Regions from separate parts of the Homo sapiens genome. Here region 2 is linked to region 1. A link is a loop called in an ENCODE intact Hi-C map of the cell type or tissue named here. Cell type or tissue: Panc1. All regions are shown on one strand. Links, peaks and the distances in the headings refer to the core of each region. The heading gives the core; the rest is flanking DNA.

What was found. Peaks named below come from ENCODE experiments on the same cell type or tissue, not always from the same donor. Only the 100,000 strongest peaks of a DNase experiment are listed, where the experiment ranks them.
Region 2: it touches region 1 in a loop (11-fold over the local background); 24 of 110 quality-filtered maps call a loop at or near these places.

What each region holds. Positions count from the first base shown.
Region 1 is chr18:76,997,506-77,002,886 of GRCh38, forward strand. The region is part of intron 4 of MBP (myelin basic protein); the gene reads right to left. Among named protein-coding and RNA genes, the nearest start is that of MBP-AS1, 20 kb to the left of the region's middle. RefSeq lists enhancers at 303-803, 804-1,304. In Panc1, for the core only: no CTCF peak of the experiment used is centred there; a DNase peak (open chromatin) is centred at 3,106.
Region 2 is chr18:77,648,393-77,653,773 of GRCh38, forward strand. No RefSeq gene overlaps it. Among named protein-coding and RNA genes, the nearest start is that of LINC01029, 340 kb to the right of the region's middle. RefSeq lists silencers at 2,509-2,558, 2,619-2,678. In Panc1, for the core only: a CTCF peak has its summit at 2,595 (motif pointing left); a DNase peak (open chromatin) is centred at 2,629; H3K27me3 peaks cover 431 bases.

The DNA of each region.
Region 1 (5,381 bases), core at 108-5,107:
GGTGAGCTTTTATATTGGTTGTTTCCGGAGACTCCAGACCTGGGTTTTGGTTTATGTTCCTAAAGAGCTTTTGTGCTGAGCACGGGAAGAAAAGCCCAGGAGCACGCCTCGGTGTCAGGCTGGTGACGACCTCGGGCAGGGGACTGCGTGGCCCGCGTGGACGGATGCTGCATCTGAGCCACTTTTTTTTTTTTTGAGACGGAGTCTCACTTTGTCCCCCAGGCTGGAGTGCAGTGGCGCGACCTCGGCTCACTGCAAGCTCCGCCTCCCGGGTTCACGCCACTCTCCTGCCTCAACCTCCCGAGTAGCTGGGACTAGAGGCTCCGCCACCACGCCCGGCTGATTTTTTTGTATTTTTAGTAGAGACGGGGTTTCACTGTGTTAGCCAGGATGGTCTCGATCTCCTGACCTCGTGATCCGCCCGCCTCGGCCTCCCAAAGTGCTGGGATTACAGGCGTGAGCCACCACGCCCGGCCTGAGCCACTTTTTAAAAAGTAATTTTTTTATTGTGGTGAAACACACATAAAACTTACCATTCTAACAATTTTTAAGTGTGCAATTCAGTGGCACACATCACATTCGCACTGTTGTACCAGCATCACCGCCATCCATCTCCACACCCTCTCCAGCTTCCCGAACTGAAACCTGGCCCCCATGAAACACTCACTCTCCATCCCTGGCCCCAGCGTTCAAGTCACTTCTTCTCTATGAACGGGCCACCCGAGGGGCCTCCTGTGCATGGAGCCTGCAGCGTCTGTTCTCTGCGGACGGCTTGGTGCACTTACCGCAGTGCCCTCCAGGCGCCCCGTGCTGCGGCCCCCGTCAGAATCCCCTTCCACCTTCCACCGTTAGGCTGAACGACATCCACGGCACCGTATGCGCGGATTGCTTTCTGCTCATCCATTCACCCTTCCGGGGACTTCTGGGTTGTTTCCACCTTCTGGCTCTAGTTCTCAGTCACCTTTGAAGTGACCCAGGCTCCCCGGAGCCACGCTGATCTGATTTGGCCATGACATTCCCATGCCCTCGGGTGACTCGCAGAAGAGATGCCCGAACGCCCCACCCTCCTTTCCCCAACAGCCTGAAGTGAAGCTGCCGAGGTTCCCTTATTCTTTGAAGGAATAGCAGCACGCGGCATCGGGACATTGCTGCTCTTTTGAAGGTCGACGTGCATTTACATTTATGAGATGAGACGTACACACAGTGTTAGGGTGGCTTGGCTGAGAAGTACAGCCCTGTGTCTGCCCCGCTCTCCTGTGGGTGGCTGGTTGCAGGGCCATGATCTGGGTCTGCAGTCCTTTCATGCAGCCCCTTGGCTCCTTCCTCGTTGACCCCACAGCCCCTTGCTCACCACAAACCCGGCTCAGCTCAATTGTAGAAACGCACCACCTACTCCACGGCTTCCAGTGGTGCAGGAAATGTGATAGATGCAAGGTGTCAGCGGATTTTAAGAGCAGTGTTTTGGGGGGTTTAAGAGCAGTGTTTTGGGGGTTTAAGAGCAGTGTTTTGGGGGTTTAAGAGCAGTGTTTTGGGGGGTTTTTCAATTTATGGGGAGTGGGCACTTATCATTCTGTCACACCTTATGATAAACAGGTTACCTGTTCCTAGGTGGGAGGAGCTGGGAGAAGATGCTAGGCCTTAAAGAAACAACGGGAGGAGGTGAGGGGAGGACGCAAGCTGGGTGGGGCACTTAGGGGGTGAAGGTGAACTCAAGTCACTTCACAGACCAGCCATGGGGGACGCTGAAGCGGGTGGCGCACCCTCAAGCCTTCCCGGAGGAGACCGCTGAGGGCCTGGGCCAGCCTCGCAACCTCCGCTTCCCCCGTCAACCCCATCAGAAGCTCTGAGCTGCGGCCCCAGGAACGCTTGTGACGTATAAGGTCATCCTGAAAGTGAACTGAGAGCTGAACTTCAGCTCTCTAGGACAGAAAGGGTTCCTGCTGTTTAGTTTAGGTATTTTTTTTTTTTTTGAGACAGTCTCACTCTGTTGTCCAGGCTGAAATGCAGTAGCGTGATCTTGGCTCACTGCAACCTCGCTCCTGGGTTCAAGCGATTCTCATACCTCAGCCTCCCAAGTAGCTGGGATTACAGGCATGCACCACCATACCTGGCTAATTTTTGTTCAGTGGAGACGAGTTTCACCATGTTGCCCAGGCTGGTCTTGAACTCCTGGCCTCAAGCAATCCACCCACCTTGGCCTCCCAAAGTGCTGGGATTACAGGTGTGAGCCACCGTGAGCCACCACACATGGCCTGCTTACTTTTTAGGACACACATTTAGTAATTCCCTGATATACTTTTAGTTGTACTCACTAAGGTTTAAAAAAAGCCAAAACTGTGAACATTTTTGGTTATTCATTGAGATTTGTGTCTTCTGGGCCATCCCCAACCTGTTTCAAGTACTGCACTTTCTTTGTGGGTGATTAAAAGCGAGGAAGAGCTAGGATGTCAGTTGCACTATAAAAGAAGAAATGGACACAGGGCCGCACCTTGTGATGTAGACTCAGATGCTGGGGGGCATCCTGCAACCTGTGTTTTGCCAGCTAGAGATGAGGCCAGGACATTTCTGCAAAATTTTTGGCTAATTTGGAGCTGAATACCTGGGACAGCTGAAGAATTAAAAAAAGACCTGATTTTTAAAAACTAATATTTTCTATTGTTTAGAAAAATAATACATGCTCATATGAAGATATCCCATGAAATAAGAAAGTTTGTGGAAAAATTCTACCACCGAAGGATGACCCTGGTTTACACTTTGATGAGCACATTGTTAGATCTGGCTTTGTGCAAAAACACAGACAAAATATGCAAATGCCGTTAAAAGTGATCATACTAGACACACTGTTTTCTTCATCTGAGTTTTCTTGTTTTACTCAACAGTGTTGGGGCCTCTTCCTATCAGTAGAGCTTTTCATCACGATGCATAGAGCAACAACAACAACAAAATGACAAACGTTTGCTTGGTAAATAAAAATAACTTGCTGAAAAGTTTTTAAAATCACGGGAGGAAGACCACGGGTGGCCATTTATTTGTAAAAGAAATTCCTTTTTCCATTAGGCTGTTTGATTGCATGATTTTTGAAGAATTATTTTCCTCAACCTGCGATGATACCCATCACCAGCAGGCGGAGCTCCTGCGCACAGCACCCAGGCTGCTGCCCGCCGCCTGTTTCTCTCCAGAAATCAGGAAGAGGGTTGTTGTTGTTTTTTTTGTTTTTGTTTTTGTTTTTTTATTCCCCTGCTTTCCAATTTGTTTTAAGGCCTGGGGAGCTGGGCGTTCTGAAACTGGGAAGCAGTAACAGATGAGTTGCCGCCCGATGCATCTGAAGATCAGCGGCTGCAGGGCCAAGGCATTTCTTGGCAGCATCATTTCCACTCGGATTTTATTAAAGGAGATACGTTGATGGAGTCACTCCCTCTCAGAAGAAATGTTTACAATTAATTTGAAAAAAGATTAATATTCACGGGTGCCTGGAGTTGGTAAAAAAAGAGTTCAAGCTCTTAGTTCTTTGTCTGAGAGAGGAATTTAATTGCTTCCCTGAATCAACGATCATAAGGTCAATACGTGAAGACCTAGTGAGTTTATGGTTCTGAGCCTGTCCGGGTCCCTGCCCACCCGGTCCCCACTCACCTGGTCCCCGCCCACCGGGTCCCCGCCCACCCGGTTCCCACTCATAGGGTCCCCGCTCACTGTCCCGGACCCTGAAGCTCATCTCAGCCTCCAGGTGGGACCATGCAGGGCTGGGGCTTGGGGGTTCCTCGCCTGCCATCCCAGGCTGGGGTGTGCCCGCGTTTCTCTTCCAGAGGAGAGTAAATCACTAGATACACGGGTGTAGATACACCTACCCAGAAGATCGGCCCAGCGTAGCCTGACAGTCTCCAGCCACTCCGCAGCAGTCCACGGCAGCTAATGAGCCTGCCAGGGTACCCACGCTGCAGTTTTAACAGATGGGCGAGGTATTGGAGGTCTCTACTCCTATTTCACATGGAATCCTTTTGGAGACACAAGGAGAAGTGTGCATTCCTAGAACTTGGATGACTTACTTAAGAAAATGCCCGTAAGAGGCCAGGCACGGTGGCTCACACCTGTAATCCCAGAACTTTGGGAGGCCAAGGCGGGTGGATCACCTGAGATCAGGAGTTTGAGACCTCCCTGGCCAACGTGGCAAAACCCCCTCTCTACTAAAATACGAGAATTAGCTGGGCGTGGTGGCGGACACCTGTAATCCCAGCTACTTGGGAGGCTGAGGCAGGAGAATCACCTGAACCTGGGAGGCGGAGGTTGCAGTGAGCCGAGATCAAGCCACTGCACTCCAGCCTGGGTGACAAAGTGAGACTTCATCTCAAAAAAAAGAAAAGAAAAAAAGCCTGTAAGAAAGTTCCTGCTCATCTACACCCTCCCCTCATGATAGTGTTCTTACTGACACAGCCACGTGTTGGAACATCTTCTAACTATCATTAGAGATGATCTGCCTCCTTTCAGATCACACATATTAACACAGTACATTTTGTTTCCCCATTTGTATTGATTATGTGCCAGTTTTGGGGAAGTGGGTCAAATAACTGAGTGTTGATAACATCTGCCCCATTTTCCCACCTGATGGGATGGAGCACAGGAAGTTGGCTCCATGTGGAGTTGCCGCCTGGAGACCTCTGGCCTCTCGTAAACCTGGAATGGTGCGTTCTCATGGAGGCAACCACGGCAGGGTCCCATGCACCTGGCTCTCTCCACCTGGGCCTCCCATTAGGGCCTTTGCTACAGAGATGCACCCATCAGCACTCGGCTGTGGAGCCTTAGCAAGCACCTGTTCTTCCCTTTGTCGTGTGGTCCATGATGTCATTGCAGAATGACACGTTAGAAAAATGTCTCTTTGTTAATGTATCTCAATATGCCCAGAGAGCAGCATCTACCATCCAGTGGCTAAATGCAGTAGGGATTTCCTTATGGGCATTGTCTTAATCAAGTAAGTGGTCCAAGTTCTAGGAATGTACATGTTTTCCCTGTGTCCCCAAAAGGATTCAATGCAAAGCCAGAATAGAGAAAGCAAGGCGTCTTGGTTTTAAAACACGAGGTGTGATCGTAAACCAAAAATATCATTCAGCACTGCTCCCACGTCACCACTCATTTTACAGATTTGAATATTGAGATGCACAGAGGTTCAGGGAGCTGCTCGCAGAGGCTGCTAGCTGTCTAGGGCTTGAACTTTAGACTGCATGCCAAGCGAGACTCTTGTGGAGTGAACGTAGGATGAGAGGCTCACGTTACCCACCTGAAAGTCAGCGGCCTATGGGGAAATTCACTGGCTAGTCATAGGAGAAAGGGAAAAGGGAAGGGAGAAGAACGGATTTTTAAATTGTATTTTATTACAAGAATTTGTAGAC
Region 2 (5,381 bases), core at 186-5,185, 650 kb after region 1:
TTTTTTCTTCAATATTTTGCCTTTTACTTAGGTATTTCATTTCTCATAATTTTTATCTTATTTTCTTCTTGCATTTATTGCATTTGGAGATTCTCAAGCATGCCTTCATTGCTGATTTTCCTTCTACAGGACTGGTTGCTTCAATCAGAACGCACATGGTGAGTTTCCGAGCCTCGGTTCTGGGCAGCGCTCCTCCCCACCTCTGCCTGCACCTGGCTGGGCCCCACATGCCTGCGACTGCAGCACCTCATTCTTCCTCGGCCTTCACAGAGCTCAGGTTTCTGCCTGTTAATTAAAACACAACCCAAGCATGTTTTACCATTTGCCTGCTGACCACTCCTCTAGCTCAGGGCCACACACATTCTGTTCTTCTTTTGTTCTTAGCATTTGACACTATTTGACACATTCGCTTTTTTAATGATGTTTTGGCTCCCTCTGTGAGAATATCAGGTCCGCAAGAGCTCGGCTGTGGTTTTGGTGCCTCTTTATGCCCAGTGTGCTGAATGCTGCCAGGCTCATGCTAGCTCCTTAAGAAGTACTTGCAATATTACATTTTATCCAATTAAATTGAATTTTGTTTTCCACAGAGTCCATTTTGAAATGTATGTTTTCATCTTTACTCTGATTTTCTTTATTTCTCCTACCACTCTCTTTATGCATTGTTACTTGATTTTCTGTTAACTGAGTTTTGAGGGAGGAGAAGTTGGCCACTGTTGCCCACTGGCTGGGTGAGTGAGTCCGGTTCTCCCTTCTTACCATCGGTTTGGTGGTTGTTGGAACTCGTCGAGCTTAAGGCGGGGATCTGTGGAGGCACACGGCCCACAGTCATGGTAGTCTGGATGCCTGCCTTTCCCCGAGGCCATCCTAAAACGCAGGTATGACTCTTTTTTTTTTTTCTTCTTTTTTTGAGACGGAGTCTCGTTCTGTCGCCTAGGCTGGAGTGCAGTGGCTCGATCTCGGCTCACTGCAAGCTCCGGCTCCTGGGTTCACGCCATTCATTCTCCTGCCTCAGACTCCCGAGGAGCTGGGACTACAGGTGCCTGCCACCACGCCCGGCTAATTTTTTGTATTTTTTAGTAGAGACGGGGTTTCACCATGTTAGCCAGGATGGTCTCAATCTCCTGACCTCGTGATCCGCCCACCTCGGCCTCCCAAAGTGCTGGGATTACAGGCGTGAGACAGGGCACCCGGCAAAATGCAGGTATGACTCTTTTGTCCACTCTGCTGTTAGCTGGAATGGACTGCTGCAGGCTTGTGATGGGCCATCTTAAAGAGGGAGACAGAGGCAGTCAGCTGAGGAGAAGCACCTGCTCTGTGAGGTGCTGGGGTCTTCCCTTCCTGCCAGAGAAAAGCCAACATCTCTAGGCTAGGTCAATACAGAGGAAGTGGGAGTCACCCCTTCACCTTTCAGCCTGACGTCCCGACCCAGTGTTACTTAGGTTTGACTAGTGGAATTGTGTCATTGTACCTGGGTAATCATGCATCAATACTGCTGATTTCCAGCAGTATTATAACTTTACATGCCTTATTCTATTGTCATTCATATTTCATTGAGAGGGTAGGAAAAGGTGAGTCAATAAAAAATAACTGCACAATACAAATCTAAAATCTATGTTGACTTAAAATGTTTAAATTACCATGTCTAAAATAAGTCTTTAAAAAGTCCCCTAAATTTAGCCACGATCCAATCTCTCACTACTCTACCTACCTACCTAAGTCTCTGTATATCTTCCTTTATAGACATGCATAGAAAGACACAATCCACCCACCCACCCACCCATTCATCCATCCATCTATTCATCCATCCATCCATCCATCCATCCATCTATCCATCTATCCACCCACCCACTCGTCCCCCCTACCCTTCCACCCACCCATCCTCCATCCCCCCCACCCATCCACCCACCCACCCATCTATCAATCCATTCATCCGCTCACCCACCTACCTATCCACCCACCTATCCATCTTTCCCTTCCTCCCACCCTCCACCCATCTATTCATCCATCCATCCATCCATCCATCCATCCCTCCACCCATCCATTCACCCACCCACCCATGTGTTCATCCATCCACCCATCCATTCATCTACCCACCCATTCATCCACCATCCATCCATCCATCCATCCATCCATCCATGAACCCACCTACCCATCCATCCATCTACCCACCCATACATTCCCCCCACCAATCCATCCATCCATCTACCCACCCACCCATCCATTCCCCCCACCCATCCATCCATCCATCCATCCATCCACCCACCCATCCATTCCCCCCACCGATCCATCCATCCATCTATCCATTTATCACCCATTTATCCATTTATCCGTCCATCCATGCATTTATTCGTCCATCCATCCATCCATCCTCATGTCTACATAGATAGAGACACATGTACATATCAATATCTCTATACAGAGGAAGAGAGAAACCTTTTTTTGCAAATTAACCGCCGTACTTTCCTTCCCAATGTTTGTGTGGAGAGCACACGGTTCCTGCGTCAGGACCCTGCAGGACGCGGGCCGAGGCTCCCAGCTGCCGGCCATGCCCTCGGCTCCTCTCCCGACACGCGCCAGCACTGCCCCCTGCTGGCCTCCCGGGAGCACTGCCCGCTGCCGCGGCGGGAGGAGACCCGGGAAGAAGCCGGGACCGCGAGCAGCTGGACGCTTTCTCCCTGGGGCTCAGCCACACATTTTAGTCACAGTTACAGACTACGGGGGATTTGAAGCCTTCGCTTTAGTTTTTATTAAGAAACATTGAAAATTCCATGGCTTGCATTTGATTTTTTGTTTGTTCTTCTTATTATTATTAAAAAATATATACAGAAATTGGTTGCAAGGAGCAACCGTAGTGAGGAGCATGGTGACGAGCATGGGTTTGGCGCCAGGTGCACCTGGTTTAATTCATTGTTGCATCATTGAAAGCTAAGACGAGTTTCAAACCCCCTCCCAGCCTTGTTGCTCTCATTTGTGAAATAGAGATAATAATAATGCTTGTCTTACAGGGGTTTGTGGGGATTAAATGTGATCAGAAACCTAAACAGCCTAGACATCATCCATAATCAATAAATATTAGCTACGACTTATTATTCATGCCTTTAGTTGTTAGTGTAAGTCATCATCCCGCCAAGCCAGGTGACCTAGGTGGGGAAGGAGGGAGAAACCCCTTGGTGTGCCCGGCACGCTGCCCACCCGAGGAGACCCCCAGGCCTGCCTGCCTCACTTACCCGGCTCCTGCTGCTCCCTGACCAGGCAGAGGCAGACGCAGACGCAGACGCCGGGAGGCCGACGGACAGGCTTATCCTGAGCCTGCTGAGACCAGGTGTTGCCCCCTTGGGTGAGGACACGCAGGAAGGGTGAACACATGAGGCTATTCTTCAGAGAGAACCCTTGATGTAGTCTGGAAAAATCCACAAGTGGGTCTACACCAGCAAAAAAAGAAAAAAAAAAAAAAAAAAAAAAGTTAATGCTGCAGAGGCTTCAAGTTCTGTTTATAGACACCATGAAATAGACCTGGTTCTTACTGGAATTTCTCCACCCACAAGAAGGTCACAAGAATGTGTCAACTGAAGCACTTCATACATAAAAGAGATACACAAATAAGTAGTATACTCAGAGATCTGACATGTTACATATATATATTTAATTAATAAACCTACTTGCTCATCATCATCCTGTCTGTAACCTCTGGGTGTTGAATGGATATTAGAACTTCTGTAATCTACAGTCTAGGTATAACTCATAAATTTTATCCTCTGAAAAGGTAATAGGAACATACATGGAGAATGCCAAGTCCAAACAGATTTACTCCTAAAATATCACAGCACAAGGATAACATTATAGCACAAGGATAAAATCATAGCACAAGGATAAGCTAGGTAACACAAGTTAAGAGAGGCCTCAAGAATGTCTTTAAGTAGTTGCCGTAAGCTTGTGAGGCTGTGCTGGGAGTGCCTCAGCTTTTCGTGGACTGGTCCTGGTGCAGCTGTGGTATGCAGAGGGGACCACTGACCAGCCAGTTGAACTCTCTGAGATCCCACATCAGTCAATTGGAGGTAGTAATGTTTACTTACATCTGGTAGACCACTAGGAGAACCTTATGCAACCATTGCACTGACGTGTGTAAGGATTATTTTATCCCTTGGAAATGCTGATGACATACTTTAAGTGAAACAAAAGTAAAGATTTATAAATATGATATGATTACAGCAATGTAAAGTAAAATAAAGAAGGAAAATGAAGCAGTAGTGAATTCAGCCATGGGATTATCAATAATAATCTTTTCCTCTATATTTTATAAAGTGTATTTGCAATGTTTCTGATGTAAAACATATTAATTTATTATAAATGTAACATTACCGTTTGTTTAAAATGAGCATCTTTGATTACAGAAAGAATAATCCTTTATCTCTAAACAATAGGCTTATTTTAGAAATAATACAGAACTTTATCGAATATCTTTAGATTATCTACTCTTACGGATATTATTTTTGATCAACAGATATATTCTATTAGGCTATTAAATCAGTCTTACATTCCCAAAATTAAGATGTTTTATGTTATTATTTTAATATCCTATGAGGCTCATTCAATATTTTATTTATAATTGTTACATGTCTACTCGTAATTAATGTTGGTCTTGTCAGATCTTAGATATCAAGACTTCAATAGTTTTATAAATAGGATTGATTTTTGGATTTTCATCATTATGTGTTTTGAAATAATTATTATAATTTTATTTAAAAATGTAACATTTTGTAACTTTTTTTGTAACAAGTAAAATTTATTCCTTGATAGAACTCAGGTAAACCAACTTTAGGTATAGTAACCTAAAACTTTAGTGGAAATAAACTGTGATTACTTCTTCACCCCCACCCCCAACAAGATATACACATATTGGCTTTATATTTCTTTTTGATGCAATTTACAGTTTCATAGAAAATAGTTTATTTATGAATATTTAAGATAAAGAGACTCAAATCCTGTATGTTTTAACATCCTGCCATTTTTCATGATCTAACATAGCAATGAGGAGATTAGTTTGTAATAATGCATTAGCTAAGAATACATTATACCTATAACATATATTCAGATTTCTGGAATAATTTTCAACGAGCTTGGGTATCGTGTCAGTCAGGATGCCTGATCGATAGGAACGGGAAGGCCATCACATCAGTCATATAACAACTTCACTCACACACACGTCTTGTTGTTGTTGTTTTAACTGAACAACAAGCCGTGGGTTCCAGGGACAGTGATGTGGCTTTTGTCTCTGTTCCCTGTGTCTCCCGGTCCCACATCCCCATGTGTGCTGGCTACACCCGAAGACTTGTAGCCGGTTAGATGCAGCCTTTCTAAGGGCCACAACCAGATGAGAAAAT